2 separate regions of the Homo sapiens genome follow, and region 1 is linked to region 2. A link is an interaction called in ENCODE POLR2A ChIA-PET data of the cell type or tissue named here. Cell type or tissue: MCF 10A. All regions are shown on one strand. Each heading gives the region's core, and the rest is flanking DNA. Links, peaks and the distances in the headings are about the cores only. Region 1 has its middle 110 kb from the start of CYP26B1. Region 2 has its middle 33 kb from the start of CYP26B1.

What was found. ChIA-PET counts read pairs that join two places held together with the same protein. Peaks named below come from ENCODE experiments on the same cell type or tissue, not always from the same donor. Only the 100,000 strongest peaks of a DNase experiment are listed, where the experiment ranks them.
Region 1: POLR2A ChIA-PET joins it to region 2 with 10 read pairs; 4 of 35 experiments call an interaction of 5 or more read pairs at or near these places.

Annotation. Positions count from the first base shown.
Region 1 is chr2:72,034,317-72,050,563 of GRCh38, reverse strand. No RefSeq gene overlaps it. Among named protein-coding and RNA genes, the nearest start is that of CYP26B1, 110 kb to the left of the region's middle. RefSeq lists an enhancer at 13,134-13,801. In MCF 10A, for the core only: no CTCF peak of the experiment used is centred there; DNase peaks (open chromatin) are centred at 8,583, 8,793 and 9,373.
Region 2 is chr2:72,106,496-72,122,742 of GRCh38, reverse strand. No RefSeq gene overlaps it. Among named protein-coding and RNA genes, the nearest start is that of CYP26B1, 33 kb to the left of the region's middle. In MCF 10A, for the core only: a CTCF peak has its summit at 6,468 (motif pointing right); DNase peaks (open chromatin) are centred at 7,092 and 10,152.

The DNA of each region.
Region 1 (16,247 bases), core at 4,259-12,258, 73 kb after region 2:
TGAATAACGACATTGGTTTGAGATTTTTTTGTAGTCTTTGTTAGGTTTATTTTTTATTTTGTTTATCTATTTATTTTGTCTTGAGGACATAATCCCAGGGAATCTTTGGTAGGTTTAGAGACCATGGTCGTGGTGTCAATTCCTACTTCATGTATTTTGAAGAACTAGTTATTTGTTTCGTGATATCTATTGTTTTTTCTGTTCCCTTTTAAAAATTAATTTATACTCTTTATTATTTCCTTTTGTTTTCTTATTTAGGGTTTAACTTGAAATTTTTTTTTAGTTTCTTAGGTGGACGTTTAAACTATTAATTTATAATCTTTTCCTCCTAATATATAAGCACTTCATGCTACAAATTTCCGTCAGAGCACTGCTTTATCTGTAATCCACCCACTTTGGTTGATTGTGCTTTCACTTTCATTCAATTCAAAATATGGTTTTACTTCAATTGTGAATTCTTTGAAGTATGGAAGGCTGGGTTATTTAGAAATGTGTTGTTTAGTTTCCAAATATTTGCAGATTTCCCAGAAATCTTTGTGTTATTTATGTCTAGTTTAATTCTGTTGTGTAAGGAAATTTTGCATGATTTCAATACTCTTAAATTTAGGCAGATTCGTTTTATGACACGGAATATAATCTGTTTTGGTCAATGTTCCATAAACACTTGAAAAGAATGTGTCTTTTGCTATAGTTGGATGGTGTAATCTGTAGATGTCAATTAAGTCAAGTTGGTTGATAGTGTTGTTCAAGTCTTCTGTATTCTTTTTTTTTTTTTTTTTTTAAGAGAGAGGGTCTTGCTCTGTCACTCAGGCTAGTGTACAGTAGTGTGATCATAGCTCACTGCAGCTTGTTCTCCTGGGCTCAAGCCATCCTCCCACCTCAGCCTCTCAAGTAGTTGGGATTAAAGGTGCACACCACCATGCCCGGCTAATTTTTAAATTTTTTGTAGAAATGGGGTCTTGCTATGTTGCCCAAGCTGGTCTCAAATTTGTGGACTCAAGTGATCCTCCTGCCTTGGCCTCCCAAAGTGCTGAGATTAAACACATGAGCCACCGCACCTAGCCCAGTCTTCTATATTGTTATTAATTTTCTGTCTACCTGTTCTATCAATTACTGGAAGAGGAATGTTGAAATCTCCAATTGTAATCATAAATGTATCTATTTCTTTGTTCTATTGTATGTTTTTACTTCATATATTTTGAATCTCTTCTAATAGTTGCATATGCATTTAGGATTGTGATGTCCTCTTGATGAATTTACCCCTTTATTCTGTCTTTATCACTGATAATATTGGGTCTACTATATATTAAAATAGCCTCTCCAGCTGTTTTATGAATAGTATTTGCATGACATATCTTTTTCATTGTTTTACTTTTAACCTGTGTTTTTATATTAAAAGTGAGTATCTTCTAGAGAATATATAATTGGTCTTGCTTAAAAAAATCTAATAAAAGTCTCTGCCTTTTAATTTCTGTGCTTAAGCCACTTATATTTAATAAAAATTCCAATATTTTTCAACTTAAACCTACCATCTTGCTATTTGTTGTCTTTTTATTTAATCTACTCTTTGTCCCCCCTTTTCCCTTTCCTTCATTCTTTTGAATAATTTTTTAAAATTCCATTTTACCTCCACTATTGGCTTATTAGCTCTATGACTTTGTTTTATGTTTTAATTATTGTCTGTGGTTTACTATAAACATCTTTAACTTATCATAGTGTAATTTAAACTGTCACATCACATATAGTTATACAAACCTTAAAATAGTATATTTCCGTTTCCTTCATCCTTTGTGCTATTTTTATACATTTCCTTCACATATGGGTAAACTGCAAAACACATTGTTATTATTTTTATGTTAAACAGTATGCTATCTTCTCAAGAGATTAAAATGTGATTTTTATCCTTTGTAGTGCTCTTTATTCTTTTTGTGGATCCATTTTTCAATCTGGTATTATTTTTTTTCTGCCCATGACATTCCTTTAACTTTTCTTTTCTTTTCCTTTTTTTTTTTTTTTTTTTTTTTTTTTTTTTTTTTTTGAGATGGAGTCTAGCTCTGTCGCCCAGCCTGCAGTGCAGTGGTGCAATCTCAGCTCACTGCAAGCTCTGCCTCCCGGGTTCACGCAGTTCTCCTGCCTCAGCCTCCGGTGTAGATGGGATTACAGGTGCCAGCCACCACACCCAGAGCTAATTGTATTTTTAGTAGAGAGGGGGTTTCACCGTGTTAGCCAGGATGGTCTCGATCTCCTGACCTCGTGATCCACCTGCCTCAGCCTCCCAAAGTGCTGGGATTACAGGTGTGAGCCACCGCACCTGGCCTCTTTTCTTTTTCTTTTCTTTCCTTTTTTTTTTTTTTTTTTTGACCGTGTCTCACTCTTTCAGCCAGACTGGAGTGCAGTAGTCCAATCATGGCTCACTGTAAACTTGAATTCCTTGGTTCAAGCAATCCTCCCACCTCAGTCTCCCAAGGAGCTGAGACTACAAGTGCGTGCCACTATGCCCAGCTAAATTTTTAATTTTTTTGTACAGATGGAGTCTCACTGTGTTGCTCATGCTAGTCTGAAACTCCTGGGCTTAAGCAATCTTCCTGCCCTGGCCTCACAAAGTGTTGGGATTACAGGCGTGAGCCATTGTGCCCGGCCACTTTAACTTTACTTATAGGCAGGTCTGCTGACAATGAATCCTCTCGAATTTTGTCTAAAAATTTTATTTTATTTAAATTTTGAAAACAATACTTATCTGGGTAAAAAATCTAGGTTGACAGATTTTTTTTTTCTTACTTGATGATGTCTCTCCTTTGTCTTCTGTCTCACATACCTTCTGACCAGGAGCCAGTAAGCTGGTAAAATAATAGGCACATTTGGCTTTTCTTCTCTCAGTTGGTCAAGTTCTGTGCTGCTTGCTATCCAATGCTTTGTATATTTGTCTGGTTTTCTGATTGTGTAAGGTGAAAGGGTAAATCTTGTCATCGTTACTCCATGTTGGCTAGAAGCTGAGCTCTACTGCTCTGATCATTTTTAAGTTTCTATTATGGTTTCTTTTTTTGAACCATTATTTAGAAATGTGTGTCTACAATAATTATATTTTTGTTATTGAGTTCTAATTCAACTGCACTGTAATTAGAGATTGTAGTTTGAAATGATAGCAGTTCTTTGAATTGCGTTAAGGCTTACTTCATGTTCTGGTATGTTGTCAGTTTTTGTAAATCACTCATGTGTGCTTAAGGAGTATATGTATTTTCTGATTGAGGAATGCTGAGATCTAGAAATAGCCATTAAATCAAGCTTCTTCAGTGTATCTTTCAAATCCTATACATCTTTATTGATTTTTATTCCCTTTCAGCCATAAGTAATTGAGTGAGTTGTGTTGAAATTGCTGACTCTTATAGCGGATTTTTCCATTCCTCCCTGGGTCTATCATTTATTCTAATAGGTGCCAACAAGTTTGTAATTATTTTATCTTGCCAGTACATTAAACTTTTTCTCATTAAGTTGTGACTCTTTTTATCCTTAATAATGCTTTTCATCTCAACGTTTATTTTATCTTTTATTGATGTAGCTCCCTAGCTATTTTTATTTGTAAGTATTTACTTACAACATCTTTTTTTATCCTTTAACTTTCAATCTTTCTCTGTCTTCATGCATTATGTGTGTCATTTTACAACACCACATAGATAAATTTTTAAAAAGTTGACTCTGATCATATCCATCATTTAACAGTAGTGATTTGACTGTAGTGATTATTGACATCTTTAAACCTTGTGCTTTCTGTTTTCCCTGTGCTTATTTTTCTCAAATTGAGTTTTGTGGTTGATTTCTTCATTTTTCTACCACATGCTAACATTGGCGTTTTCCCTCAGGGTCACTATTTCTTTCATATTTATTTATGTTTTGCCTCTTCTAGTTTCCTTTTATTTTTTCGGGGTTTTTTTTTTTTCTGATTGTTTTTGTTTGCTCTTAGATTTTTTTTTAACCTAGAGGTAGATTTTGTTTTATTTTTAAATCCCTAGAAATTACGATTCAGTATGTACTAAGGATAGGGTAAATAGGATTTTGCAGTAATACAAGACAAAATAAAATCTCTTAGCTAATTCTGCCGCATAATCCCAACTAGAAGCTATTCATTCTGAGGAATTCTTTATTGATAAATCATAGAAAGAAAAGTAATTATGATCCTCATCGATTAACATATGAAGCTACTAATAAAGATGTTTTGAAGTTTTCAGCTGAATGACTTGGCAGACAAGGTAAATTCAAAGACAAATTAAAGAACACTAGCTCTTTGCTTTATCTACAGTCTTTTATTGTGAGTTATTTTTAAGTCTATGCCTGGATTGGAAGATTTAATATTGTTAAGATATCAATACTAGTGAAAGCAATCTACAGATTTGATGCAACTCTTCTCAAAATTCTAATAACATTTTTTGCAGAAATAGAAATATCTATTCTAAAATTTATATGGAATCCCAAGGGATCCTGAGTAGCCAAAACAATTTTGAAAAAGAACAAGTTGAAGGTCTCACACTTACTGATTTCAAAACTTCTCACAAAGCTTCAGTAATAAAAACAGTGTGGTATTGGCATAAAGACAGACATATATACCAACAAAATAGAACAGAGAGCCCAGAAAAAAAAACCCTTGGATACATAGTCAAATGCTTTTCAACAAAGAGCCAACTCTATTCAATGGGGGAAAGGACAGTGTTTTCAACAAATGATGCTGGGAAAACTGGATATCTTTACACAAAAATAAATGAAGATGGATTCCTATCTTACACTGTATATACCAATTAATTCAAAATAGGTTACAGACCTAAACATTATAGTGAGAACTATAGAACTCTTAGAAAAAAAAAAAAACAGTATAAAAGCTACATGACTTTCAACTTGGCAGTGCTTGTTTGCATATGACACCAAAAGCATAGACAACAAAATGAAAAATAGATAAGCTGGACTCCACCAAAATTAAAAACTTTTATGTACGAAAGGGCATTATCAACAGAGTGAAAAGGCAACTCATGGAATGGGAGAAAATATTTGCAAAGCATATATCTAATAAGGAATTAATATATAGAATATAAAAAGAATTCTTACAACTTAACAACCAACAAAAACAAAAACTGATTTAAAAACAGGCAAAGACTTTAATAGGCATTTCTCAAAAAAATATACAAATGGCCAATAAACACATGAAAAATGTTCAATATTACTAATCTTTAGGGAAATGCAAATTAAGACCACAATAAGATACCACTGCATACCCATTACAATGGCTATTATCTAAAAATCCCTAAACAAAACAAAACCCAACAAACAAAACAAAGAATAACAGATATTGATGAGGGTATGGAGAAATTGGAACACTGTGGGAGTGTTTATTTTACATTGGTGAGAATGTAAAACAGTGCAGTTGCTATGGAAAACAGTACTGTGGTTCCTCAAAAAAAAATTACACATAGGATTTGTATGTACTCTAACAACTCCACTTCTGAGTATGTACTCAGAAGAAAGAAAGCAGAAACTGAAACCGGTATTTGTACACCCATGTTTATAGTATCATTATTCACAATAGCCAATAGGTGGAAGCAACTGAAGTGTCTATCAGTAGCTTTATGGATAAACTAAATGTGGAATACACATACAATAAAATATTATTCTGCCTTAAAAAGGAAGGAAATTCTGACACATGCTATCATAGGGATTAACCTCGAAGACATTATGCTAAGTGAAATAAGCCAGTCGAAAAAGGACAAATACTATATGATTGCACTTATATGAAGTACCTAGACAAGTCAAATTTATAGAGACAGAAAGTAAGATGGTAGTGGCCAGGGGCTAGGGGAAGGGAGGAATAGACAGTCAGTGTTTAATTAGTACAAAGTTTCCATTTTGGAAGATGAAAAGCTTCTGGAATTGGATGGTGGGGATGGTTGCCCAACAATGCAAATGTGCTTAATGCCACCAAACTGGAATGGCTAATATGATAAATTTTAGGTTATGTATATTTTAAAACACACATAAAAAATTCAGTATTCTACATCTGACTGGGAGAAGTCTCTCACTAAAAACAAACAAACAAACAAGCAAACGAAAAACCTTAAAAACCAACAAACTATACCCATCCCTATTGCAGACAAATTAAATCAGATTTTGGAGTATCAGTTTTCTTTTTTTTTTTAAGTAAGTTCCACAGCTGATTCTAGTGTAAAGCCAATGCTGGGAATACTTGACCTAAATTATAGATCTCAATGATGAAAGAATAGTTTCCTAAGTTTGTTATTTTCATTTTCCTTATGTTTTGTGAGTATGATTACAAAAATAGAAATTGTATTTAAGGCAATTTTTCTAGGGTCTGGCTATATTTTAGTGAGAAGGCTCTTTAAAGAATAAATATAGAATTTTATACCCAGCCAAACCTTCAATCAATATTGAGAGTAGAATAAAAGCATTTTCAGACATCTAAATTTTCAAAACTTGTATCTCTCATTTTTTCCAAAGAAACTACTGGAGGTTGTGTTCCAACAAAATAAAAGAATAAACTAAGAAAATATTGACAGGGGAGCCAGGAAATAAGATGCCAACACAAGATAAAAGCAAAATGAATCCCTAAGATGTTAGTGAAAGAAGTACTAGAAAAACGGTGCTTTGGCATGTGAGACAGCCAGAACAGATGGGAGCAGCAGCTATGTTAAGGAAATCTAAGAAAAAATGGAAGATATTGACCTTATTTAGAGAGGTTTTATGGTTCTGTCAGAAAGCCTGGAGAGAATTAACTATAAGTATTGAGCAAGCTAGGCAAATAAAATCAAGGCCGTTATTGACTCCAGGAGGAACTAAACATTGTACAGGAAAGCAAATGCAATCATAGTATACTACCTGACTCAGATTTGGAAATGTTGTAATTCAGATCTATTAGAAGACCAGGGAGAGGGGAAATGTTTGTGTGTAGCAATGTAAGAGTGCTCCCTTTTTCATCTTCCATAGTAGTAAGTCAGTAAATGATGTAAATTTGATTAATCAAGAAAGCAGAATATAAACAAATTATTTAGATATATACAGTTAAATACTAGAAAAACTGCTAAAGAAATTGCAAGAGCCTCAGGGAAGCAGGGGGAGTGGGCCAGGATACTGTTAATTTTCATCATAATTTTTTTTGACTTTTAGACTTTTAAAATTATGTTTAGAACATTCCTCTGGTTGAAGAAATGTTTTAAAGTATACAAGGACATAAAGATATATTGTAAGAATGTTCATCACAGCATTGATTGTAACAATGGAAAAATTACTACCTACTTGGGGCGATAATTTGAATGTATGTCTAACATGCAGTCATTCTGCAAATGAAAATAACACTTTAAGAAGACAATAGAAGGCCATTCTTGGCCAAATGGATTATTAACTTACATTGAGGCAGTAGTTCAGAGGAGGGAGACAGCCTTCTAGCTGGGATTGGCTAGAGGGAGGAGATAAAGATTGTATTTGGCTGGTAAGATTAGGTTCAAGGGGCTCTGAAATTGGGCTCTGAGAGGGTCAGGAGTCCGGAGTCAGGGAACAGTGGGCAAATTTGTCTGGCAGGCAGGGAGAGGGAATGGTGTGGAGGAGAAGCAATTCAACTGTGAAGGGCATTAGGGCTATGCTAGAGAAAAACAAGGGCTTTTCATGGCATTTGTAACCCCTTCCAATGTGCAGCCAAATGTCATCCGTCAGGCCCTTCTGCCATGTGCTGTGTGTTGGTGGTAGCGATGACAGGGATCTCAAGAAACATTTATATGGTCTTTCCCTGTACCTTTTCAGATAGAGACATATAGTTTTGAGGTGGCCAGTAGCCAAGACTAGGCTCAGTGTAGCTGGAGTACTAGGGATTAGGGGTGAGTTTGAGGACAGGTTTAGCAGTGAGTCTGTGGCCAGGGTTAAAGTTCAGTCTGAGGCCAGGTTTAGGGTTCAGTCTGTGATCAGGTTTGGGGTTTGTCTATTCACGCTGGTTTCTGATTGGACCCCCCTTTTCTCCTGTGTCAATAAATGTTGCTTAAGTGCACGAATGAATAGCGAAGTTTGGCAGGCTAAGTCTTCTTAAAGCCCTTCAGCCCCTGCCTTTCTTCGTCCCTTCTTTCTCGGCATCCTTTATCCCTCTTACCACACCACACACACAGGAATCGTTCCTAGACCTCCCCAGGCCCAGGCTTCCCTGAGTCTCAACCTACCACCTCACTCCATTCTTAGTAGCGGGGGTCTGAGCCCTCAATCAATGGGTGCCTGGACTGTGAGGAAGGTGTTGCGTGGTGGGAAGAGGTGATGAGGAGGCCACAGTCCCCGGCAAGACTCTCCATCCCCCTGCCCACCTCACACCAACCAGTGGCCAGCACCTCTCCTCTCCTCATCCACACGGGGATGGCTGCCTTACTCAGCACCCAGGAATCCTGGCCCACACAACACCTGGGCACTTTCGAGGCAGGTTACTGAAACTTTAATCCCAGCTTTCCTTTCGTTTCTGACCCCCCCACCCCTGCAGCTTCCATGGTCTCAGCTGGGCCACTCCCTTTCCCTGTCACCAGCAGGCACCTGAGTCAAGCCTTGAAAAAGTACTCCTCATCCAGCCAAGCTCAGCCAGCCAGTGCAGGAGTGTACCTTGGCTAGGTCAGTGTGTGTGTATGTGTGTGTGTGTGCAGGTGTGTGTGTGTTGGGGGGGTATGATGGTGGGGCCACGGGACAGGACAACGTCTCCTCATCACTGCCATCTTCCTGGGTGCATGGCTGCCTGGCAGCTGCTCCTCGGCTGCTTTCCAGTTTGGCTGCCTTCCTCCTGGACTTCGTGTCCCAACATGTGGGAGTTTCAGGAGTGGCTCTGAGGATGCAGGGCCCAGCCTGGCTGGGAAGCAGCTGGGGAGGGAGGGGCCCACTCCCCTGCTGCCCTCTGCCTCTCTCAGCTTTTGTTGGTCTTCCTCTCTCCCTCTCTGCCCTCTTTGATGCTCGTCTCTCTGGGTCCCTGCCTGTTTCCACATGTACCTCTCCTCCTCCATCCCTGGCCCTGTTTCTGTCTGTCCCTGTCACTGTCTTGCTCCCTCTCCAAATCTCTGCTTCTGTCCCTACCCATTCTCCATCCCATGTCTTGTTCCTTCTGTCTTGTTCCATTTGCATCTCTTGCTTGCGGAGTTCACTCCATCATCACAGACTAGAAGAACAATCTCCTCCCTAATTACTTTTGCAAAGTCATGCAACAAATACTCATTGGTGATGATAATAATTCGAGGGAGGGACCCTTCCCTCAACCTCCCCCCACCCAGTTATCTCTGTATAGGCAATTTCATCACTGAGTCACTCCTTGGAGCAAAAGCAATTCAAAACCACAGAACGTTCGCTGAGCTCCTAGCAGGTGGGTGCCAATAGCATGCTGGGTGCTGGGAATGTGTGAGTAAGACAGGTCTGCATCCTCCAAGAGTTTACAATGGAGTGGGGGGTGGGCAAGAACACAAATGCTGAAAATGTGAAAAGCAATACAGGATGAAAGAGACTGTTCAAGGTAATTACTGAGACTGATGGTAGATAGCTGAATATCTCCACTGTTTTGAGGACTGAGGAGTTGTCAAGGGCGGCAGGAGCTGGAAAATCATTAGGACGTTTGTGAGAGGAGGGCCAGTTGTTAAGAGATGGGTGGGATTTGTAGATGATGTGAGTGCCTGTGGGGTGTAGCCATTCCAGGCTGGGGAAGCAGTGTAGGCAGTGGTGTGGAGGTGGGAAAGTCGAGGGCGCTGTGAGGTTAGCTTGCTGGGACCTCGGGGTTGGTGTTTGTGAACAAAAGGGAAAAGGTTGAGAGGCCATTTGGGTGCAGATGGTGGACTTCGAATTGACCTCTTGGGCAGTAGGGAGCCATGGTGGCTTCTTGAGCATGGGAATGATGGGTTACAAGTGAGGTATCGAGAAGTAACTCGGGGCTAGAGTGTGTCCTGCTTCCTCGCCTGACACCCAAGGGCCAGAAGACTTGGACCAGGGACATTATCCCTGTCCATGAAGGCAGCTGTGCAGATGCTGGCTCCCACTGAGGACCAAACTCGAGGCCACAGCATGGTTCTGCAGTGGGAGGCCTGTGGAGATGCTCAAGGGTTTCAGGGAAACCAGGACTTGAAGTGGCTGTGTCACCCTGTGCTTCAAACCTTGGATGGCTCCTCTTGGACCTGGATAAAGCTGAGAATCTGCGCAGAGGTCTGTAGGTGCTGCATGGCAGTTCCATCTGCAGGTCCATGGCAGATGGATGCAAGTCAAGCAGGAGCTTGTGTCCTGCTGTGTTTCCATCACTGTGGGGTCTTCTCAGAGGGTTTGACCACCTCTCCACCACTTCCATACCGCCTACTCCTTCCCACCCTTGGGGGCTGTGCTGAGGGCTTCCCCAGGGAGGCCTTTGATGCTCACTGCAGATGAGGCTGGTGCTGCCTCTGTGTCACACTTAGGGAGTTCTGGCTGCTGGGCAGACACCTTTGGGTGGAGTGCTTGTCTTCTAATAGGCGCCTGTAAAGCACCGAAAGCATAAAAGATGACATTAGTGAGGAATGTGGCTGCTAATCCTAGTGTCTCTTGAGTCAGGGAAGGAGCTGGGGAGGGGACAGTCCCCTTCCCATCCCCAGGACGTCTGCCCCTTCAGAGTCTCCACCCATTGAGAAGGCTCAGAGGCCTCCTTTCCAGAAAGCTTCCCGAGAAGTGACCCTGCCTGGTTGCTTCCATCTCTCAGGACTAGGTGGAGAGAGAACCCATCTGAGGCCAGGAGACTTGAGCTCTGATTTCCAGAATGGCTGTGAAGTCAGGAAAAGCCACTTCTTGTATCTGAACATCCATGGGAACAAGCAACTGAAGGCCCAGCTCAGAATAGCTTAAGCAAGATGGGATTATTGCCTCACATAGCAGAGTCCATACTCAGGGTGGTTCCGGGGCAGATGGATCTGCAGGCTGACAGTCCCCTCAACTCCCAGGGGCCTGGGAGCTTTCCATCCTTCCTCTGTCTAACACAGCAGTTGGCCATGTCTCCCTCAGGGTGGTCAGTGATAAAATGACATCTGGTAAACAAGTGGGGGTAATTCTCTCTCCCCTCAATCATGATGAGAAAACTTTCCTCCACCCCCCTATGTCCTGTTGGCCATACTCAGGCAAGGAGATAGATGACTGTGTCATCAGCTTACAGCACTGGCTCACAGAAGAAAGCTGCGGGCGTGTTGTGACTGTTGGAGTGATGGCATTTGGAGGGGTTTGGGGAGGGTGCAGGGAAAGTTTGAATGTCCTGCATTGCATAGAATAATTTGTCCCTTCTGTGACCTTTAATGTCATGTCAGTCATTCATGAAGGTGAGAAACCTGTTTTTTATGATCCAGGCGTAGGCCCTTAACTCTATTTTATAGAAGCATCCTTGCCCAATGTTTACCAGGTACAGTGGGAGAAAATACTCCATGGTTTTCTTTGGAACTTGACTGAGAGCCTCCTGCCACTTCTGAAGGTCCCAAAGTGTTGGCAGTGCTGCTCCATGGGGTGTGAGTGGCTGCAGCGCCCCAGGAGGTCTGCATTGCCACCGGCACAGTGCAGCCTGTGCTGTGGTCCCGTTTGATCGTCTGCACACCAAAACATGTTTAGCTCATTAGAAATTACTCTTCTTATATTTCTCCTTTATGTTAAAGGCATTGTGTTGATGCTTCCCTTTGAAATTATATTATCTATGGATTTCATTTCAGGATAGTAAAGGGGATGGCTCAAAATGTTTTCTATCAAAGGTGGATTGGGTTTGGGAAGGTGGCAAGCCACTGGCCTCAGCCAATAGAGAGACCCTGGAGCTGAGTGGGGGCGTCCTTCTCACGAACTGGGGATGGTGAGTTTCAGGCAAAATTGGAGTTCCCAGCAACAGAGGAGGGGGCAAGGTGGAACATCTGCAGAGGAGCCTCCAAAGCGTCTTCGACACTTACCCCACGAGGGCCTCAGTTTTCTCATCTGTGAAAAAGGTTGATAATCTCAGTTTTAGCACCTCCTCCCTGTGAGACTCTGGTGAAGGTACCTGTGGAAGTGCCTGGAATGAGTAAACTGCTGATCAAATGCGATGCCCCTGGGGTCCTGTGTCCTTTAACTGTCTTTACTGATCCCTTTTCCTGCCTTTGGGAACCCATATCCTGAGAATCCTGTATTTTAACCCAGTTTCATTAACCCCATTACATCAAATAGAAGCGCAGTTACCAAAGCATCTCACAACTCCACCAAAGTGCAATGTTTCTTAGCTCACTTTCCTGGGAGGCCAGCACATTGCACTGGGAGGCCAGCACATCGCACTGGGAGTCCCTCCCAAGGTACGCTGCCTGCTGGAAGGCCCCATGTCCAATAGAAAAGAAACAAATGGGGATGGCGGCATTTCATGGATCAAGAAAAATGGAGACTCCTGGCTGATACTGCCAGGAGTCCACCCTGCTCCAAAGATTCAACTTGCTGCTGCCTGGAATTTCATCCCTAGAGATTTGGACTCTGGCTTTAAGCTTCTTCTATGAGGAAGTAGCATGGTAGGGATGTGGAGTCTGCAGTCCCCATGCCCACAGCCCTTTAGCAATGCCACAGCTTGCTTGAGTTGGTGGGGTTGGGGGAGGGTTAGTCTCATCCTGTTCTGAAATCATATTGTGGTTCAGAGTGAGGTTGGCTGCCTCATTTAAAGCCATGCATGGATTTAAGTGCCAGAGTCATGTATTTAACCATTCTGTGCCTCAGTTTCCTCATCTATAAACTGAGTAATAACACATCACTGGATTAAAAGAAACTATGTATATAAAGCTTTAGAACTGTGTCTGGCACATAGCTTAGTCTCAGTAGGATTTAGCCTTTAACTGACTCTCGTTTGCTGACACATGAGGCTCTGGGGCTGGGAGCAGCGTCCTGGGGTACCCCGATCTGCCAGGCCCAGTAGCTGCAGTCCTAGGGATCATGACTCACAGGTACTCTGGGGGAACCACTTCAGAACCTCTGCCTCCCCTCCCAGGCTGGGGTGGCTGGGCCAATGGAATGACCTCAGCCAGGAGGAATGAGGGGCGCGGAGTCTGTAGGCAGGCCCCTGCCTACCCCTGGAGCATCCGCAGCCCCGGCTTGCATTCGCTCCCTAGCAGGTGACCACAGCCAACAGGACCCCAGGGGTCACCCTGGTGACTCACTGTAGTCTCTTGATCCAGACCTTGTTCAAGGGACCTCCCAGCCTCTTCCTTCTGCAGCCCACTGCTTAAAAGTTGATCCCAGCCCCATTACCCTTGACCTATAGCTGAGACCTCAAGCTGGCCTCTGACTAATGCATGACCCTGATCTTTGACTGACCTCTGACCCTGGCCGTGGACTGGCTTTGATTCAGACAGTCGCAGTTCTGGCCTCTGCTGGGCCCTGGCCCTGGCTGCAGATGGACCCATTGCACAGACATGAAAGACACTCAGGGGGTTTCTGGGCTGATCTCCTCTCAGCACCGCATCTCCCTCCCTTCAGATCTCCTGGCTCCAGGCTGAAGTGCTCCGCCTGCCAGGCAGCCTGGCTCCCTGAAGGTGGGGAGTGCCTGTCTGCCCCCCTTGCTGGGAGAGGCCCACATGGAGAGGAGGCCTCAGCCTTAGAGAAGATACAGGTGGATTCTGCTGGTGTTATCTCTTTAGTCCACTTCTCAGTGATGCCTCCTAAGGAGCATCCTTCCTCCAGCCCCTGCTGGCTACAGCTCCCAGATGAAAGGGAACCCACAACCCCCGCCACCACTGTTGCCCTGCCATTAGACACTTTTCCGGGAGCTTCCTAAGAGCAGCAACAAAGCTTCCCAGCTGGACCAAGTTTCTGTAGGACAGAACACGGCAATCAGACCGGGAGAGCCCCATGGTCAGGAGTTGTGTCTCAGTCACCCATGGTGGGGCGGGGGGGGGCCCAAGGAGGGGCTAAGAGCAACTTGCGTGCTGCAGTTGAACACACTTGGACCCTAACCTTGGCTCCACTATTTACTAGCTGTGTGTCTTTGGGCCAATCTCTGAACCTCTCTGAACTCAGTTTCCTCACCTGCAAAACGGGGCCAGTGGCATTACTTACTGCAGAATGATGAAGATGGAATGGGCTACACTCTGGGAAGCCCCAAGCATGTCTGGCACTTGTACTTGCTCAGTAGATGTCAGTGGTCAGGGATAGTCTGTCCCTAGCACATCAGGGGTTCCACAGGGCAGGGCAGCTCAGTGAGGCTGAGATCTTTACCCCTGCAGAAGCAGGGTTTTCTCACTGAAGAGGGTCAGAAGGCAATGTCTAATCTAGCCTCCCCTGCCCGCCCTTGCTCCTTGTAGCTTCTCAGGGACTCTGGGCCTGCAGGGCTCAGCCCAACCTCTCCACAGAGCTCTCCTCTGTCCTTCACCGTAAGAAAGCCTCTCCTCCTCAGCCTTACCTATTTATGTCTACCCGTCCTTCCTGGGTTGCCTGACCCAACCCACCCCCTGCAGGAAGCTTCTGAGGGTGACGTCTGCCAGGGCCTGGCTCTTGAAAGCTAAGTCACAAAAGCCAGGGCTGATCCTCCACTGTGGATGGCCTTGCTGTGATCCCTGGCTGCCTGGTTCTCCTGAGACAGTGAGGATCAGGGCCCGGCCTGCCCCGGCACCATGGACCCTAGGGTGGGGCCAGGGTGAGACGTGTTTCCTGAACCTGAGCCACCAGGCCGGGGGCATCTCCATTGCACTCATTGCCCAAGCAGGTACTCAAACTGCCCTCAGAAGGGTTTGGTTTCTTTTCCTCTCTTTTCAGTTAATTAAATCAATTAAGTCATTTTGAGTCATTCCTGTTGGCCACTTGGGGCTTTCTCCTTAGCGAGGCCTGATTCATTAAGGCAGCAGGACAGATGCCAAGGTCAGCCATGACGTCATGATCCGGGGTCACACTTCCTGTGGGCGGAGAAGAGAGCCATACAGGCACCCAGGGCGTGCCCCAGGACTGACCTCTGGGGAGGGACCCAGAGAGTAAGGATATGGGTCCCCGTGGGGTCACTTGGCCAAAGCAAGTCATGAACTTAGGCTGCCACCCATGTTTTCAGTCAGCCTCAAGCATTCTTCAAGGGTTTCCTTGACGCCAGGTGCTGGGGGAGGATGAAAAGATGGTTCAGTGCCTCCCGAAGATGCCCTTTTTATTAGGTTGATTTCAAAAGTAGTGTGGCCTTTTAATGGCAGAAACCACAATTACTTTTGCACCAACTTGTACCTTAGCTGCTAGGAGCCCAGATAGAAAGTTAACCCTTAATCACACGATCTGTGTTAGCCCCTGTGTTTGGCGTATTTGAGTCTTTCTTTCTCCTCTTGAATTTTTATGTATTATCATTTTTTGTTAGCAGCATTATATGCATGTATTCTATGGTAAGCTACTTCATGTCCTCTTTGGAAGTAGGTAGAGTATAAATCATAAGTCAATTAATGGGGCCTGGAGAAACTCATAGACCATCAAGAGGGACTCATGCAAACATCCTATACCTTTCCCCCTTGGATGGAGAAAACCTCAAGCGACAGGGTGTGAAAACGTGAGTCTTCTGGGGCCTGAACACCTGGAAACAAATTGCAGCTGCAATCTTCAGTTGAGGAGAAAGGGAGTAGGGGCCTGGGCTCAAACGGCAGCTCTCTGCGGAAGGAAACTGGCCGGGGTTTAAGGTCTCAAGCCCTGACTGCCGGTCCCAGCTCCACCTGTCTCTGGCAGTGGGACCCTGGGAAGATTCTCTTGCCCCTTGGGCCTCTGTTTATCTAAGTGTTAAACGGATTTGATGAGGGGCCTGACCTTGGCTCTTATGGGGCTGCTTTGAGGCTCCCTTGAGCCAAAGAGTGGATTTAGTGATTTCTCTGGTCAGAGCTGGTTTGCCCACTAATCTTGCTGCTCAAAGAAGAAACGGGAGAGTTTGCTCAGGCTGGGAAGGCCACCTACTCTCAGCTTCTAGGAGAGAAATCTATTATATAAATGACTGTCCCCTGACCCCCGAGAGACCCACTACCCATCTGAGGCCCCATGCTCTCTGGCCACTGCCTCCCTGCTGGCCTGGGTTCCTCCATGCCACACTCCCAGCATCCAAGGGTGACCGAGCATGTGAGTCAGGGCTGGCTCCGACTTCCTTGAAGCGGGGTCCTGCTCCTTAGCATGGGGTGCCCTCCCTAGGCTCTGGGCAAGAAAAGCCTGCCGGGTGAGCTGAGAGAAGCTTTCCGGGCACATCTCCTGACCTGGAAAGGGGCTCAGTGGGCCGCGACACACCTGCCTCCTAGTGATGCTCT
Region 2 (16,247 bases), core at 3,079-11,078:
TTTGGGATGCCAATATACAAATGTTGGGTCTTTGCCATTTTTATATAGATCCTTGAAACTGTTTATTTACTTCTTTTAGTCTGTTTTCTCTCTGTTCAGATGGGGTAAATTCCATTATTCTGTCCTCAAATTTACTGATTTTTTTCCTGTGTCACCTCCATTCTACTATTGAGCCCATGTAATGAGTCTTTTTTTATTTTTGTTTATTGTATTTTTCAGTTTTATAACTTTCCTTTTTATACTGTATATTTCTTTGTTGAGATTTTCTATTTTTCCTTTGTTTCAAGAGAATTTGTAATTGTTTGTTGAAGCATTTTTATGATGGATGCTTTAAAATTCGTGTCAAATAATTACAAGGTTTGTTCTCATTCTTGTTGTTAGCATCAGTTGATTGATTGTTCTCATTCAAGTTGTGATCTTTGTATAATGGGTGATCTTTTATTGCATACTATACATTTTGGCTATGATGTTAGGAGACTCTGGGTCCCATATACATTTCTCATTTCAGTAGTCAGTCACCCTGATTAGGTTTAGCACAAAGAACCTGGCTTGTTTTTATGAGCTGTAGTTCCAATGAAAATTTAATTTTCAGAGTCCTTGCAATGTTATTTCAGTTTTCTTAGTTTATCTAGTGCCAGTGAGGCTCCCAGTAACCCTTCTGGCAGAATGGCAGAAGGAGCCTCCCTAGGCCGAGCTGCCTGGTGCTTCTGGGTAGGAAGAGGGAGTCTCTGGCCTGCGGGGATAAAGAGCTCTTCCAGGCTGGCCACTTGTGGCACAATAGCCCTTCCTTGATCAAAGGCTGGGGATCTGTTATGGTGTAATCACCTTGGTTGTTCCACCTGGACTCCTGGTGTCTCTGGGTGGGGAAGAGGAGTATCAACCCAGTAGGACCAGGGAGCTTCCCAGGCTGGGTACTTGTCTTGATTATGGTAGCTATACAATAAGTCATCAAGTTGGGTAGAACTATTTCTTCCATGTTATTTTCTTCATTTTCAATATCGTTTTATTTATTCTAGTTCCTTTGCCTTTCATGTACATTTTAGCATAAGCTTGTCTATATATACAAAAATTCTTGCTGGGATTTTGACAGAAATTGTGTTAAACCTGTATATCAATTTGGGGATAAATGATACCTTGCAGCCCAAGGTTGAGATGGGCAGGTGATGGGGGAGAGCACAGATGGAGACCAATGTTACTCTAGAGGAAAGTGAAGGAGCTAGCAAGATAGTGAGTGGACTGATGGGACTGGGGGGTGGTAAATGACATTTTAAGCGTGATGAGGCTCTAAGTCGAAGCCACTGCTGCTCCATGTGAAGTTATTTGCATTACTATGATGTCAACTGCTTCTCCATCAAAACAAAGCCACGTTCCCAAGGGCTTTGTATGACTGTGTGTATGTGTATGCATGTATTCTAAAAAATCAAAGTGCACCAACAGTAATGCACATATTCTTCTGCTGGGGATGTTGATAATGGAGAAGCTATGCATGTGTGAGGACAGCGGATATATGATAAATCTCTGTACCTTCCTCTCAATTGTGCTGTGAACCTAATGCTGCTCTAAGAAAAAAGTCTTTAAAAAATACAAATATGCAAATAGAAAGAACTGTGAATATCCTAGCGATAGGTAAGAGAGGCGAGGCAGTGCAAGCCTAATCATTCTGTTATATAAAAAGAGTTCAACTTACAGATTTTGATGCATAGATATTGGTTATTGGGAGAATTCAGAATTAAAATATGTTATTGGGATTTGAGAAGGTTGAAATAGTTGAAGACTTTGGCTTAATGGGATGGGCAAAGATTTATTAATACCCCACAAGCACAGACAACCAAAGCCAACATGGACAAATGGGATCACATCAAGTTAACCCATTTATGCTGGAGGTTGCAAATTTTTTGTGCGTGAGAAATCAGATCTTGGTGATGACCTTGAGCAGTAGGATATAAATGACTCCCACAAGCTTAGCGTTCCAATAGTAGAACACAAGGCATAAATGGGTTAAAAAGTTTCTTCTTCTACAGCAAAGGAAACAATCAACAAAGTGAAGTGGCAGCCCACAGAATAGGAGAAAATATCTGCAAACTGCCCATCTGACAAGGGAATAACCTGAAAATGTAAGGAGCTCAAACAACCCCATAGGAAAAAATCTAATAGTAAAAAAAAAAAAAGATGGCAAAAGATTTGAATAAGTAATACTTTAAGTCTTAGAATTTCAAAGATAAGATAACTCTGGAAATGAAACACCTCTCCTGCCTTCTTTGTTAATATTTACTGAGTGCTTTGCATGATGCCTTGCTCACAATAGGCTTGCACTAAATACACATTTCTGTTTTGTTTTGTTTTGTTTTGAGACAGGATCTCAATTTGTTATCCAAGGTGGAGTGCAGTGGTGTGGTCACAGCTCACTGCTGCCTTGAATTCCTGGGCTCAAGTGACCCTTCCTCCTGAGCCTCCTGAATAGCTGAGACTACAGGTGTGTGCCACCATGCCTGGCTAATTTTTACAATTTTTGTAGAGATGGAGTCTTGCCACGTTGGCCAGGCTGGTCTCAAACTCCTAGGCTCGACCCATCCTCCTTCCTCGGCCTCCCAAAGTGCTGGGATTACAGGTGTGAGCCACCATGCCAGGCCCATCTGTTGAATTACAAGAAATCAAAGCAGGGCTGAATTTCATATGTGGGGTCCTGAATGCAGACAGAGGTGTCGAGATGTACAGAGGATTGCAGCTGACCTGTGTGGTTTGCTGTCTTTCTGCTTTAAGAAAAACCAGAATTGGAAAGTCCCCCAAGGTCCTCCACCAGTTTGAAGAGAGAGTGGAGAAAAAGAGTGAAGTTAAGTCAGATGTGGCCCAATGATTTCTATTAGTGACAGAAAAGGCCAACGGGTGGGTGTGGATTGTGTCTGGGACTTGCTGCCTCTTCTCAGAGAGGCAGTGTCAACCCTTCCTATGTGGAGGGTTTACCTTACAAGTCAACTCCACAGACACTTTCTCATCTCTTTATCCCCTTCTTTCCCTTATTTATTCCCCATTCCAGGTTTTAGAACCAGTTTTCCAGTTTTTCATCCCTTTGAATGGATTAAGAGATAAGAGAATGAAGAGAAGGGGCATGGGCCAGCCCAATCCTATCACCACACACTTTCCAACTAAACTTCCAGGTCCTACCCAAAGGTACCTTCATCCCAAGCAAAGGTTCATCAGGCCAAATCTCAGTTCATCCAAAAAATTGGGATATCCTTTGGGGCTGATAGCAAGAATGAAAAGTTATCCTCAAGTTCTGACCTGCTTGTTGTTGTTTACAGCCTGCTAGGGGGCTGGAAAAGATGCGTTAACCCCTTCTTGGAGGGCTGTCACCTGGTGACACCTCCCAAGGGTGGGTGGCTCACACCAACAGATGCCGAACTTGTGGTGTCAACTCAAGACACAACCCACATATCATTGCCTGTCACCAGCCAGGTGGCTCTTCTTTATTAATTTCATATTTCAAGTCTTGATTGAGTTCCACAACCCATGAATAACTTGAAACCCCAGTTAGGGCATGGGTTGGTTATAAAAGCATTACAAACTTCTAAGTACAAATATGTACTTGACGCCACACTTAGCTATTCCAAGCCTCTTCCCCAGGCCTCTTTCCCACCGCGCCTCTTTCATTGCCTAACCCAGCTCCCTCTGAGAGATTCCTGCTGTTGGAGGAGGCAGGTGTGGGGAGCCCTGCTGTGATCCTCAGAGTTGACACTGTGGGTATTGCACAGGGCATCTGGGGATGGCGGTCCAGTCCAGTCTCTGACGTCCTCTACCTGTGAGGTGCTCGATCAATGACTCTCTTCTCTGGGCCTCGGTTCTCTCATCTGAAAAGTGAGGAGGTGGATGTGAGCTTCCTTCCTGCTCCAAAGTTAGATCAGTTCCGAGTCTTTCAATTCCAAGTAAAGGAGACTAAATAGCAGTAGCTTCAGCACCAAAAGGAATTTATTGGGAGGACTCTGGATGTCTCATGGACTCCAAGGAAGACCCAAACTCAAAGCCATAGAAAGTGGTTTGCCCTGGAGACCCCAGTAATGGGAGATTGTGGTGTTGCCTTCTCATCAATGTGACTCAGCTCCAGTGGCTTGTTGGCGGTGGATCTCCCAGTCTCCCACTTCGGTTTCTCAGAAGAGTGCATCTGATTGGTCCAGCTGTGTTCTCCTCCAGGCTAGTTAGCTCCGTCCCAGGAGACAGGATCATTCAGCACAAACAAGGCAGCGGAGAGGTGGGGTGGCTAGAGAGACGGATCATGCCTTAAGTGTCCGCTCCAGGTATCAATGATATTTATAAAACTCAACCCAAAAAGTTTCAACATAAATTGAGTGCATAACCAGGAAGGCAAAGCAGAGAAATTATTCATGTGGGATAGAGTAAATCAGGTACGGCTTCCTGTAGGAAGATGTTCCATTTTTTTTCACATGGCCCTATATACGTGGCCTGTCTAAAAGACCACCAGCTCTCACTTCTTCACAAGCCACCCTAATTCTTGCCACTTTTGAGTTCCCTGCCAAGGCCTGGCATCTCATCTGGTGGTCTCTAATTCTCTGGCTGTAGATATGTTCCTTGTGTCTGGTGTGACCTAAAGCCTGTTCCCTCTATTAAGCAAAGAACTTGGTGTATCCGCCTCAGTTTTCTTATCCACCACGCAGGAGAATCATTTCAGTGTTGAAGAACACTGGACGGGGTTAAATGAGACAATGTAATTAAGCAGTGTCTGCTGCCCAGCAGGCCCTTGCTGGACAGTGGCGAACTCCTGATGAAAGTCTCCAGGAGCCTGCAAAGGGCTCGCCCCTCCTCCCAGCACAGTGTTGCGGTCTGTGGGTCCAACGCTGGCCCTTGTGAGAAGAACACAGGAATGCATGAAGGGGGCAAAAGGTGAAAAGTGCAGCCACAGTAAGTGCTCCTCACACTCGATGGGTGTAGAAAACAGTGAACAGCTCTGGAAAATGCTTCGGCAGAAGCACATCAAGCTGACCTCGCTATTCCATCCTCAAATGACCCTGCATCCCCTTCCCACGTGTGGAAGTCCAGGAGTGCTCGTAAGAGCCCCAAAGTGGATATGACCCAGATGGCCATGAACCTGGGATTCCTGGATGGCCTCAGGAGGCCTTTGCACCCTCGGAGGTCTTTGCACCTGTATTGTATTTACGAGTTTTATTTTTGTGCCTTCTTGGAGGTGAGAGTTCATAGCTTCCATCACTTTCAAAAGGGGTCCAGGGATGTTATCATCAGTTAAGGTTCAGAATCAGTGCTCTATATTTAGGTCAGAGGTATGGTTTGGATGTGTGTCTCCTCCAAATGGCATGTTGAAGTGTAACCCCCAGTGTTGGAGGTGGGGCCTGGTGGGAGGTGTTGGGGTCACAGGGGCAGATCCCTTGTGAATGGCTTGGTGCCCTCCTTGTGGCAATGAGTGAGTTCTCACTCTCCGAGTTCATGCAAGATCCAGTTGTTTAAAAAGGAGCCGGCCCCACCTCTTGCTCCCTCCCTCACCGTGTGACACGCCTGCTCCCACTTCACCTTCTGCCATGAGTGAAAGCTCCCTGGGGCCTCCCCAGAAGCCGAGCAGATGCTGGCGCCATGCTTCCTGGACAGCCTGCAAAACCATGAGCCAAGTAAACCTCTTTCCTTTATAAATTACCCAACCTCAAGTATTTCTTTCTTTTTTTTCTTTTTTTTTTTTTAAGAGACAGAGTCTCACTCTATCATCCAGACTAAAGTGCAGTAGCATGATCATGGCTCACTGCAGCCTCAACCTCCTGGGTTTAAGCGATCCTCCTGTCTCAGCCCCCTGAGTAGCTGGAAACACAGGCGTGTGCCACATGCCCAGCTAATTTTTAAAATTTTCAGTAGAGATGGGTTCTCACTATGTTGCCCAGTCTGGTCTCAAACTTCTGGCCTAAAGTGATCCTCCTACCTCAGCCTCCCAAAGTGCTGGGATTACAGGTGTGAGTCAAAACAGACCAACTGTCAGTAATAGTAACTAATAAGAGAGTATTTTGATTCATCATTCTACTATATCCCAGGCTCGATTATCCCTTTTTGCATGTGAGGAAACTGAGGCTCTGAGTGCTAAGTGACTTGCCCAACGTTCCACAGCTAGAAAGTCAGAGTCGTCTCAGAGGCTGTCTTGGGGCTTTCTCCCAGAATGGGGAGGAGCTGCTGAGGGTCCTGGCCTGCAGCTTTCTGGAAGTCCTGGGCCTCTCCAGGCTCAGAGTGAAGACAAGTAAGGGTGGGGCCCCATGGACCTGGGGCACGGGTGCAGAAGCTCCAGATTGGGGCACAAGCTGTGAGGCGTGGCCTCCTTTCCTTCCTGTAGGGCTGGCAGAGAAGGAGCTGAACAAGGGGACAGAGCAGGCCCCTCCTTGGGCCCTGAGAAAGCCGGAAGAAGTGCAGCTTCCTGCAGCCCCTGTTCTGGCCTGCAGGTGGCCCTGGGGCTGAGGGTGCTCCTGGGGGCTCCTTGGCAGTGGCAGGCTGGGGACAGTGCCTGGCAGGCTGGGGACAGTGCCTGGGAGGCTGGGAGGAGGGAGAGAACATAGAGAAGAGTCAGGGCAAGTGCGGGCTCAAACTGGAGAAATGAGCATGTGTGGCCTGAGGGGCCAAACCTGCAGCACTCTACAGGGTGGGGGAAGGCCATGAGGCACACATGCTTAAGAAAACGACCTGGGGGTCAGGGCTGGCCCCAAGCCTGTGTTGAGTAGTGCTTGGAGAGAACTTGTAGTGGGGTGGGGCCCATGAGAGGGTGTGGAAGGGCTGAAGGCCAGGAAGTGATCTTTCCTCAGCCTTCAGCATCAGCCCCACCCTCACTGGAGGGCCGGGTCCTCTGGAGGGCAGGATGATGTCTGCCCTGGAGTAGGGGGGCCGCTGGGCTGCTCACTTGCCAGAGACTGAGAAGTGTGCTTCTCTGCCCCTCAGGCTGCACTCACAGGCTCAGGCTCTCAGACAGAGGGGGTGTGCCAGGAGGAGGAGAGAGAGGAGTGGAGGGTGCCCCAGGGCCAGGCTTCGAAGGGAGCTCAATTCAAGTTCTCTGGGGAAGCTGAGAGCCTTTTCTGCCCTCGGTGCCACCCTTTCCCGGCACTTTCACTGCCTCCTGTCCATAGAGCTCCTAGTCTGTCAGTCAGCAGGCTGAGTCAGAGATGCCCTGGGGCTGGGGGCCGCCTGCCAAAGGCTTGACTCACAGAGAGTGGCTGACTGGTTTCCCCAGCCTCGGCCCCTCCCTGTCACAACACGCCGAGGGGCTGCGGCTGGAGGAGCACTCAGAATCTCACTTCTGGGCATCTTGCTCCTGGGCAGATCTTCCCCGAGAGCAAGGGGCACGGGCCTCTGTCCTGGATACGCCAGCCTCTGGCACCTGGGCTTCAAACCACAGGCGAGGCCCTCTGCTCTGGTCTTCTCCCCAGCCTGAGCTGACATGAGCCATGTGTGTGCTCAGGCCCACTTGGTGACTGAATGAATTGCTCCCCTCAGTGCTGGCTTAGAGCCACCCCTGGCCCTCCCACCCCACACGGGACCTCGCAGGTGCCTGCTTCCTCAATTCACAAGAAAATTGGAAATGCTGTGCTAATTTTTGTGCTGTGGCTCAAAGAGGCATTTCCTAACAGCTCACTTTGTCCCACCGTTAGTTCTGGTTTGGCATTTTATTCCAACAAGAAATATCACAAACCTTCAAGCTAAGGAGCCGAAGCGCTGTGCAGTGTGCAGAAAGCAGAGCGCGGGCAATCTCAGCCAGCGAAGCGTCTGGGCAGGGAGCGAGGGCTTGGAGTCTGTGCCATGGAGTGGGCTTGTCACAGAAAGTTGCATTCCTGAGACAGGGGCTGGGGTCTCCCTGAGGAGGCCAGGCAGCCTTGCTCCAGGGCAACCCACTCTCCTGGGAATGGGAGGTGCCCCAGCAGCCAATTCTGGGCCTCTGCCTCGGAGCTGTCCAACAGCCAGTCCAGGACCCAGGTCCTCATGGTGTTGGCCCAGGGCTGCAGAGCCGCAGGTGCTGCGTGGAGGACTGAGGAGGGTGAGGCTGGGGAATACAGCGGCAGCTATGGAGAGCAAAGGCCTGGGCGCTTGCCGTCAGTCAAGACAAGGAACTGGAAACAAGTCCTCACTGGCTCAGAGCCGCCGAGTCCATCAGGGGCTCCCGCTTCAGGCAGTGCCAGCTCCTGGTTTCAAATGGGAGCCCCCCAGGTGCTCGATCTGGCTTTATCTCTTGGTCCTCAAATGTCTCTGTCTGGCTCCATTCTGAGTGGGGAGGACACTGGTGGGCCATGGGCTGCCCTGTCTGTGCAGCCCTGGTGGAAGGGGGACTTCTCTCTCTGGTCCTCATGCAACCCCACAGAAGAACGATTGGCTGTGAGTGGGGAGGGGTGACTAGATTAGCTGGTGGGGTTTTGTGCCTGCTCTGTTGGGTGGGGGTGGGGGCATGTGACTGTCAGCCTCACCATGAGGACCTGGAGAGAGGGGGCCTTCCCAGATGGCTGGGAGGGTTGGGGAGCCTCCACCAGGCCAGCCTGGGATGCTAGGCCTGCTGATCTGGGGGGCATTTGCAGCTCCGGCTGTGGTTCTGGCCTTCCTAACTGCACGCCTGAGGAAGCCCCGGCTCCTGGTGAGCCTCATTCCCCTGCCAGCCATCCTCCCAGGGGTTGGAAGTTGAGGGTCATGACAGACCTGAGGGGACTTAGGTGGGGGACTAGCAGAACTGGTGTCTCAGTAACAAAGATTCAGTCCAACCCAGGGCAGACAATGTCCCACAGGGAAACGTGTTTTCCCCTCCTGTCAAGCAAACGAAAATGTGACCCGGCTGCACACACTCACTGGGCTTTCGGGGGCATTTGATTACTGGGAAATTCCAGAGACAGGGACAGCTGGGCTTTGCGAGTCCTCATTGCTGGTCTCATTAGGGCAGCATGCAGGGACCCAGCAGGGCCAGAAATCAGAGCCTGGAAGGACTGAGACTGTGGGGCTCGTAGGCTGCATGGATAGGAAAGCATCTGTCCATTGCCTCTGATGGGGCCAGGCTGCTGCAGCTCTCAGCATGGGACACCCGCTCCATCTCTGCTACCTTCTTCCAGGACTGGTTGCCCTGGTCCTCAGGCCTCAGCACCAGGCTGAGGCTAGTTTTGGGGGAGCCCTGCAGGAGGCCAGCTCTCTCTCTGAGACGCCAGGTCACAGGGGGTCAGTTTGGGGCAAGTCAACCCCTAACTCCCACCTCCCTTTCTTGGCCCAGCCACAAACCACCCAATCCTGGACCAACCATCTTACCCCACCAGTTGCAAGGATGATGGAGCGGGGCAGATGGCACAGAGCAGCCAGTATTCTCAGACTTGGGTTTCATCAGCTCACTGGCTGGAGTCAACCCAGCATAGCTGCTGGGGAGGGACATAGGCCTGGTGGCAGAACACTGCTAAGCTTTGTCTACAGACTGGACATTCAGCCACTGGGGAGTGTCTGATGGTCACACTTAACTCCGACATCCAGCAAAAGGGCCCCACCCAGGGGAGTGGACACAGCACCCAGCCAGAAATCTGACTCCACTGAGCTCCACAGATTCCCCATTCGCTGCTGGCCTGCTTCTGCGCTCAGCCTGCCCGTGGGCTTTCAGATCTAAACTCTCGAGTCTCACCTCTCTCCAGCTTGGTTCCAGTCTCACCCTTGGTTCCAGCTGCGCCTTCCAGGCCCATGCCCAAAATAGGCCGGAAGAGCCTCTGTGAGCTCACAGGACTGTGAGGCCAGGGGGACACCGCCTGTTTCCACCCCAGTTCACGTGTGCTCCCAAGCCCAGCTTCAGTGGGCAACTCTTCTCAGCACCTGTGGTCCGTGTCTCTGCGCGAGGGATTTTGGCCTTGAGTTGACCTTCCTCAGTGCTCTCTGATTATGTGCTGTGAGTGGCCCTGCTTTCTCAAGGGGAGTGCCACCTCTTTATGCTCCTTGGGGACCCTTGCACTCCGTGAATGCATAACAACAGGGACCGTGGGGTTAAAATGGATGTGAACTTCACTTGGTCCAAATATCCCACTGAACAGAAGAAGCAACTGAGTCCCAGAAAGTAAAAGTGACCTCCTTATGGCCAACTGGCTTGTTTTGTAGAACTGTTTTGTAGAGCCTGGCTTTCTTGGCCCCCAGGCCGGTGTCTGCTGACTCACCCATGTGAGTGCTGAGTCAGTGAATGCATCTCCCGCTCTGAAACCAGCCACTCGAAGGATGTACATAAAATTCTCAGACCTTCTCACACAGGTCAGAATGGGCCCTCTCCTTGCATTTGTCCTTGCAAATGATATATTCCTCACTCCAAGGAGTTCATGCACAAGAGGTAATTTACTGCCTATCGGAGGAAACTGCCCCCGATTTCACGTAGGTTCTTTTCTATTTTCCCTAAGCATCAGCCAGTTTGAGAAATAAAGGGACAGACTACAAAAGAGAGAAATTTTAAAGCTGGGCGTCGGGGGGAGACATCACATTGTCGGTAGGTTCTGTGATGCCCCACAAGCCGCAAAACCAGCAAGTTTTTATTAGTGATTTTCAAAAGGGGAGGGAGTGTAGGAATAGGGTGTGAGTCACAGAGATCACGTACTTCACAGGGTAATAGAATATCACAAGGCAAATGGAGGCAGGGCGAGATCACAGGACCACAGGACCCGGGTGAAATTAAAATTGCTAATGAAGTTTCGGGCACGCATTGTCATTGATAAACATCTTATCAGGAGACAGGGTTTGAGATCAGACAACCGGTCTGACCAAAAATTTATTAGGCGGGAATTTCCTCTTCCTAATAGGCCTGGGAGCGCTATGGGAGACTGGGGTTTATTTCATCCTTACAGCTCGACCATAAAAGACGACCGCACCTAATGGGGCCATTTTAGAGGCCCACCTTCAGGGACGCATTCTCTTTCTCAGGGATGTTCCTTGCTGAGAAAAAGAATTCAGTGATATTTCTCCCATTTGCTTTTGAAAGATGAGAAATATGGCTCTGTTCCGCCCAGCTCACCGGAGGTCAGAGTTTAAGGTTATCTCTCTTGTTTCTTGAACATTGCTGTTATCCTGTTCTTTTTTCAAGGTGCCCAGATTTCATATTGTTCAAACACACATGCTCTACAAACAATTTGTGCAGTTAACGCAATCATCACAGGGTCCTGAGGCGACATACATCCTCCTCAGTTTACGAAAATGACGGGATTAAGAGATTAAAGTAAAGACAGGCATAGGAAATCACAAGGGTATTGATTGGGGAAGTGATGAGTGTCCATGAAATCTTCACAGTTTATGTTCAGAGATTGCAGTAAAGACAGGCATAAGAAATTATAAAAGTATTAATTTAGGGATCTAATAAATGTCCATGAAATCTTCACAATTTATGTTCTTCCGCCATGGCTTCAGCCAGTCCCTCGGTTTAGGGTCCCTGACTTCCCACAACAACTGCCTGGTGTTCAAGGCAGTCCAGGGAGGAGTGAACCACAGGCCCAAGAGACGCCAATCTGGTGCCAATCTGGCTGGCCACAGGGGCTTCTGGAGACTGAGGACCCTGGAAGAACTGGTTAACATGGCTCCTCTAGGGCAGGGGTGGGATTTTCTGGCACAGGGAGGGACAGTTGCTTGAGACTCAAAAGAGGGAGAAGGGGGAGAACCAACATCTAGCCTAGAGGACACAGGCATTGTGAAGATCTGAGTCTAGAAGCTGATTAGGATCTTTTTTTTCAACTTGTTACATTGTATGTGTACAGGTTAAGGAATAACAATGAAGCAAATACTCTGTTTTTTCTTCTGTTTCAATACCCAATGAAGCAATTTCTCAGGATGAGAAAATTAACTCTGCCAGGCCTTGCACCTGCCCAGAACAGCTCTCTTTGGTTGCGTCTTCCCAACTTCTGAGGCCTCCCAATTTCGAGTTTATCACTCAGTTTCCCACCTTGGAATACAGCCTTAAGCAAAAGAATATTTCATGTTGCCTGCTATTTTATTTTATTTCTGTGGGACAGAGTCTTGCTGTGTTGCCTAGGCTGGTCTCGAACTTCTGGTCTCAAGGGCCTCAGCCTCTTAAAGTGCCGGGACTCTTGCCATTTTATAAATGGAATCGTTTTTCTTTCACTTGCTTCTTCTGCACCACGTTGTGAGTGTTGAGATTCCTCCATGTTGACATGTGGAGTTGTGGTTCATTTTTTCACTACTGTATAATAACCCACCATCTATAATAAAAATACTTGGATTTATCTATCCATTCTACAGTTAATGAATATTTGCTTGTCTTCAGTTTTTTTCTACCATAAACAGTGCTGCTGTGAGCATTCTTACCTCTTGATGAACAAATTCTAGTTTCTTTAGAAGGAGCTTGTAGGATGTGTATGTGTTCAGCTGTAAAAGATGATGCCAAATTATGCCCCAAGTGTGTTCTTCCTGTTTGGTTACTGCTCCTGATGGTGTCCCTAATACTTCAGTCAAGAACATAATTTAAACTATGTGGTCTGGAGAGTTAGTTGGATGATGGGCTTCAGTGAAGGAAAGGGGCATTTGGCTCTCAAATGTCCTACACCATGAAATCCCTGGGGCCTGTGGCAGCACCCGGGAGAGGCAATGCAGGTGCCGGGGAGGTCCGTGCAAGCGAGAAAGCACATCCATACGGTGGCCCCATGGCTGGCAGAGGAAGGGCTAGTGGAGCTGGGGAGCTCACTGGCTCACTTCTAGGTGGAGCAGGGACGTTCAAATATCCCCATTCAGAAAACCCTTCCACACAGTGATGAGACACCCCGCACCAGGCTCATTAAGCCATAGAAGCCTCTGCTCACCATGAACCTCACAGACCCCAGTCAGGGAAAATAAAGCTAACGCATAGCTCAACTTTTGTCTTCTCCCTCCTCTGGGAATGAAAGGTTTGAACAGAAACCTTCACAAGCTCTGACAGAACCAATGTCAAATTCTAACACTGAGCAAACAGAAGTAAACAAACATTTATTGAAAAGGCCAATGAGTTCAAAAGAAGGAGATGGTATCAGATATTTATTTTCACCTAACAAATACCTCAAACTTTGGTGGCCTACAATAATAATAAACAATAATAAACATAATAAAATAAAACACCATGTTCTCTCACAATATTAGTGGGTCAGGAATTTGGGAGAGGCTTGGTGGTCCTGGCCCAGGACTCTCATTGGGTTGCAGTCTTCTGACCTGTTGGTTGGGGCTGCAGTCATCCAAAGGCTCTGTGGGTTGGAGGACCTGCTTCCAAGGTGACTCGCTCACACAGCTGGAACGTGGTGCTGGCCATTGGCAGGAGGCTTTATTTCCTTCCCAGGTGGATCCCTCCACAGGACTGCTTGAGTGTCCTCATGACATGGTGGTGGGCTTTCTGGGGAGTGAGAGATCCGAGAGCACAAAGATGAAGCTGCAATGTCTTCTGTGACCTCCTAGCATCAAGGGTCATGCATCATTACCTCTACATAATGGTGAGACTCTTGGTCTCACAGATCAGCCCTGGTTCATTGAGAGAGGGCAACACAGAAGGGCAGGAATGGCAGGAGGTGGGAATTTGCAGGGACATCTTAGAGGCTGGCTTTGCAAGGACAAATCCAGGGAAACTAAACAGATGCGTTCCCTTTGGAAAAGAGTTACTGCAAGAAACCAGAGAAAACAGAACAAAAGGAAATACAATGTGATACCTCTTGTTAGAGTTTTTACAAGATTCATTGCACCCATGAGAAGAAACAAATCTCAACTGCAAAATTTTTTTGTAAAGGAAAAGGTTAAAATATGAAAAATCACTACTGTAAAATTTAAAAAGTGTAAGCCATGAATAACATAAAATCAAATGAAATAAGGAAAGTAGCTTGAAAATTTCTAAGAGATATCAGAAGAAAATTCTAATGGAGATGGGGGAAGACATAAAAGCCATGTTAGGAAGAAGAAGAGAACAAAGAAAATGGAGAAAAAAGATTCACTCATCCATTCTTTGCTTATTCATTCATTCAACATTTATTTAGGGAGCTTATTTTGAGTCAATGGAGCTTTTATAGACTCATTAAAGTCTCTATTTTAAATTTTCATTTAATTATAATTTACTATACCCATACTCAAATAAATAATAGAAGAAAATTTCTCTGATGTGAAGGAAGATGTCAGCCATCAGATGTAAGGGGCAACATTAATATAAAAGGACTCATCAAGGCTTAAGGATAAAGGAAAACAATTTTCAGTATCTAGGTAGGAAAGAAACAGAGAGAGAGAAAAATCAGGTCATCCCAGACTTCACTTGTGCAACTTTAAATTTCAGAAAACAATGAAGCAATGTCTGCTGAATTTCGAGTGACAACAATTGTGAAAAAATTCTATACATAGCTATGATGTCGCTCATATATAGGTCAAGAAAGAGGCATTTTCAGACATGTAGGAACTCATGTAATTCTGCTTTAAAAACATTACCCCAAAAGATCCACCAATCAACCGAGAAATGAGTCAAAATCAAGAACCAGAGAATGAAAGAAGTGATACAAAAGAAACAGCCATGAGTAACTCAGCCAGGAAGGAATAGTTAATGTCTAAATCATCATTTGGAATATGGATACAAAGCCAAATGCAAACATTCAAAATAATTCTTGAAGGAAAAGAACATAAATCCAAAATAAATAATTATTCTGACAAAACTTTAAGGTGAGGAAAAGATAGGCAAAGAAAGAAAGAAAGAAAGAAAAATGTCCTAAATTTCTCATCTTACTTCAGTACAGTTATAGATATTATTTAATTATTAAAATTGGTAGAATTTTTTTTGCTTTAAATATTTTGTTTTATTCTACAGGTATACATAACTTTCAAATTACTATAGAAAAATACACCAAAATATTTAAGCAATTAAGTAAATTCAGAAAAAGAAACAGGAAGGAAATATAAAAACAAAGTACAAAATAATATTACAGAAACAATGCTAAACATACAAGTTTCACCACAAATATCAACATATGAGATTCTACTGTGAATAGATGAAAATTTTTAGATTATGTAAAAAAATCAAAGTATATACTCTTTCAGAAACATACAGTGGAAACATGCAAAACAGAGAAGTGGGAAAATATTATACTCAAAATGCAAACAAAAAGAGAGCAGAAATACATATTAGTAGTGCATGAGAAATGCAAATAAGAGAGTGCTATTTTATATTGATCAAAATGACAATCCACAATAAAGATACATCATAAACTTTTATGAACCAAGTAACATCTCGTTAAAAAATAGAAAGCAAAAGCTATTATATAAAAAAAAATCCATGAATCCATAGTGGGGATTTTAAACTTATGGATCTCTGTATTTGACAGGTCAAGGTGTCTTAAAAGAAGAACTAGAAAAATCAAATCACGTAGACCTAAAAGCAAAAGGGAAAAGTGGAGACAGTGAGGTTCCACCTGAACAGGACAGAATCACCTTCCAAACCTGTCCTGCCACCTCCAGATCCTCAGCTTAGTCTGAGATTTTGCTCTGGGATTAAAGTGAGCTCTCACCTTAGGGCTTTTGCACCGGCTTTCCCTCAGTTTCAAACAACCTACCCTCTGCCCTCACCCCATATTCACCTGACTCACCTGCACTTCATTCTCCCGCTTGAAAATCACATCCTCAAAGAGTCCCTCCCTACCTCGCTCCTGGTAGGATTTTCCCTGCCTGCTCACCCCTGCTTCAGGCCATCACAGTTTCCTTGTCCTGCTTTATTTATTTGTTTTTGCACATAATCATCACCCCTGGACGTTATATTATTATATAAGCATTTGGTTTGTTCACCTTTATATCCCTCAGTACTAGGCGGATTGCTTGGCACACAGTAGGTGCTCAGCAGTATAATTCATGAATGAATGAAATTTTAAAGACACAACATTTAAAAATTCTGCAAGTTCCTTGTGTTGCTCTAGATCAGTGGTTCTTGATGGGGGTGATTCTGTCCCCAGGGGACATTAGGCAATGTCGAGACATTGTTGGTTGGGAAGAGGGAACATTGCTTCCAGCAGCTAGTGGGTAGAGACTGGGATGCAATTAAACAACCTCCAATGCACAGGGCAGCCCCCATAGCAAAGAATTACCCAGCCCAAAATGTTAGTAGTGGGGAAATTCTGCTGTAGTGCCATTATTGCCTAAGTTGTTCAGGAAGATACCTTCTTAGGATTTTTAAACATTCTAAATAGGTAATAAGATGTAAACAATCTAAGTTTTAAGTGGTTGCCTGGGGACTAGGGGGGTAGGGAGCGGGGGGAAGAATAGGGGATTGTTCCTATTCCTAA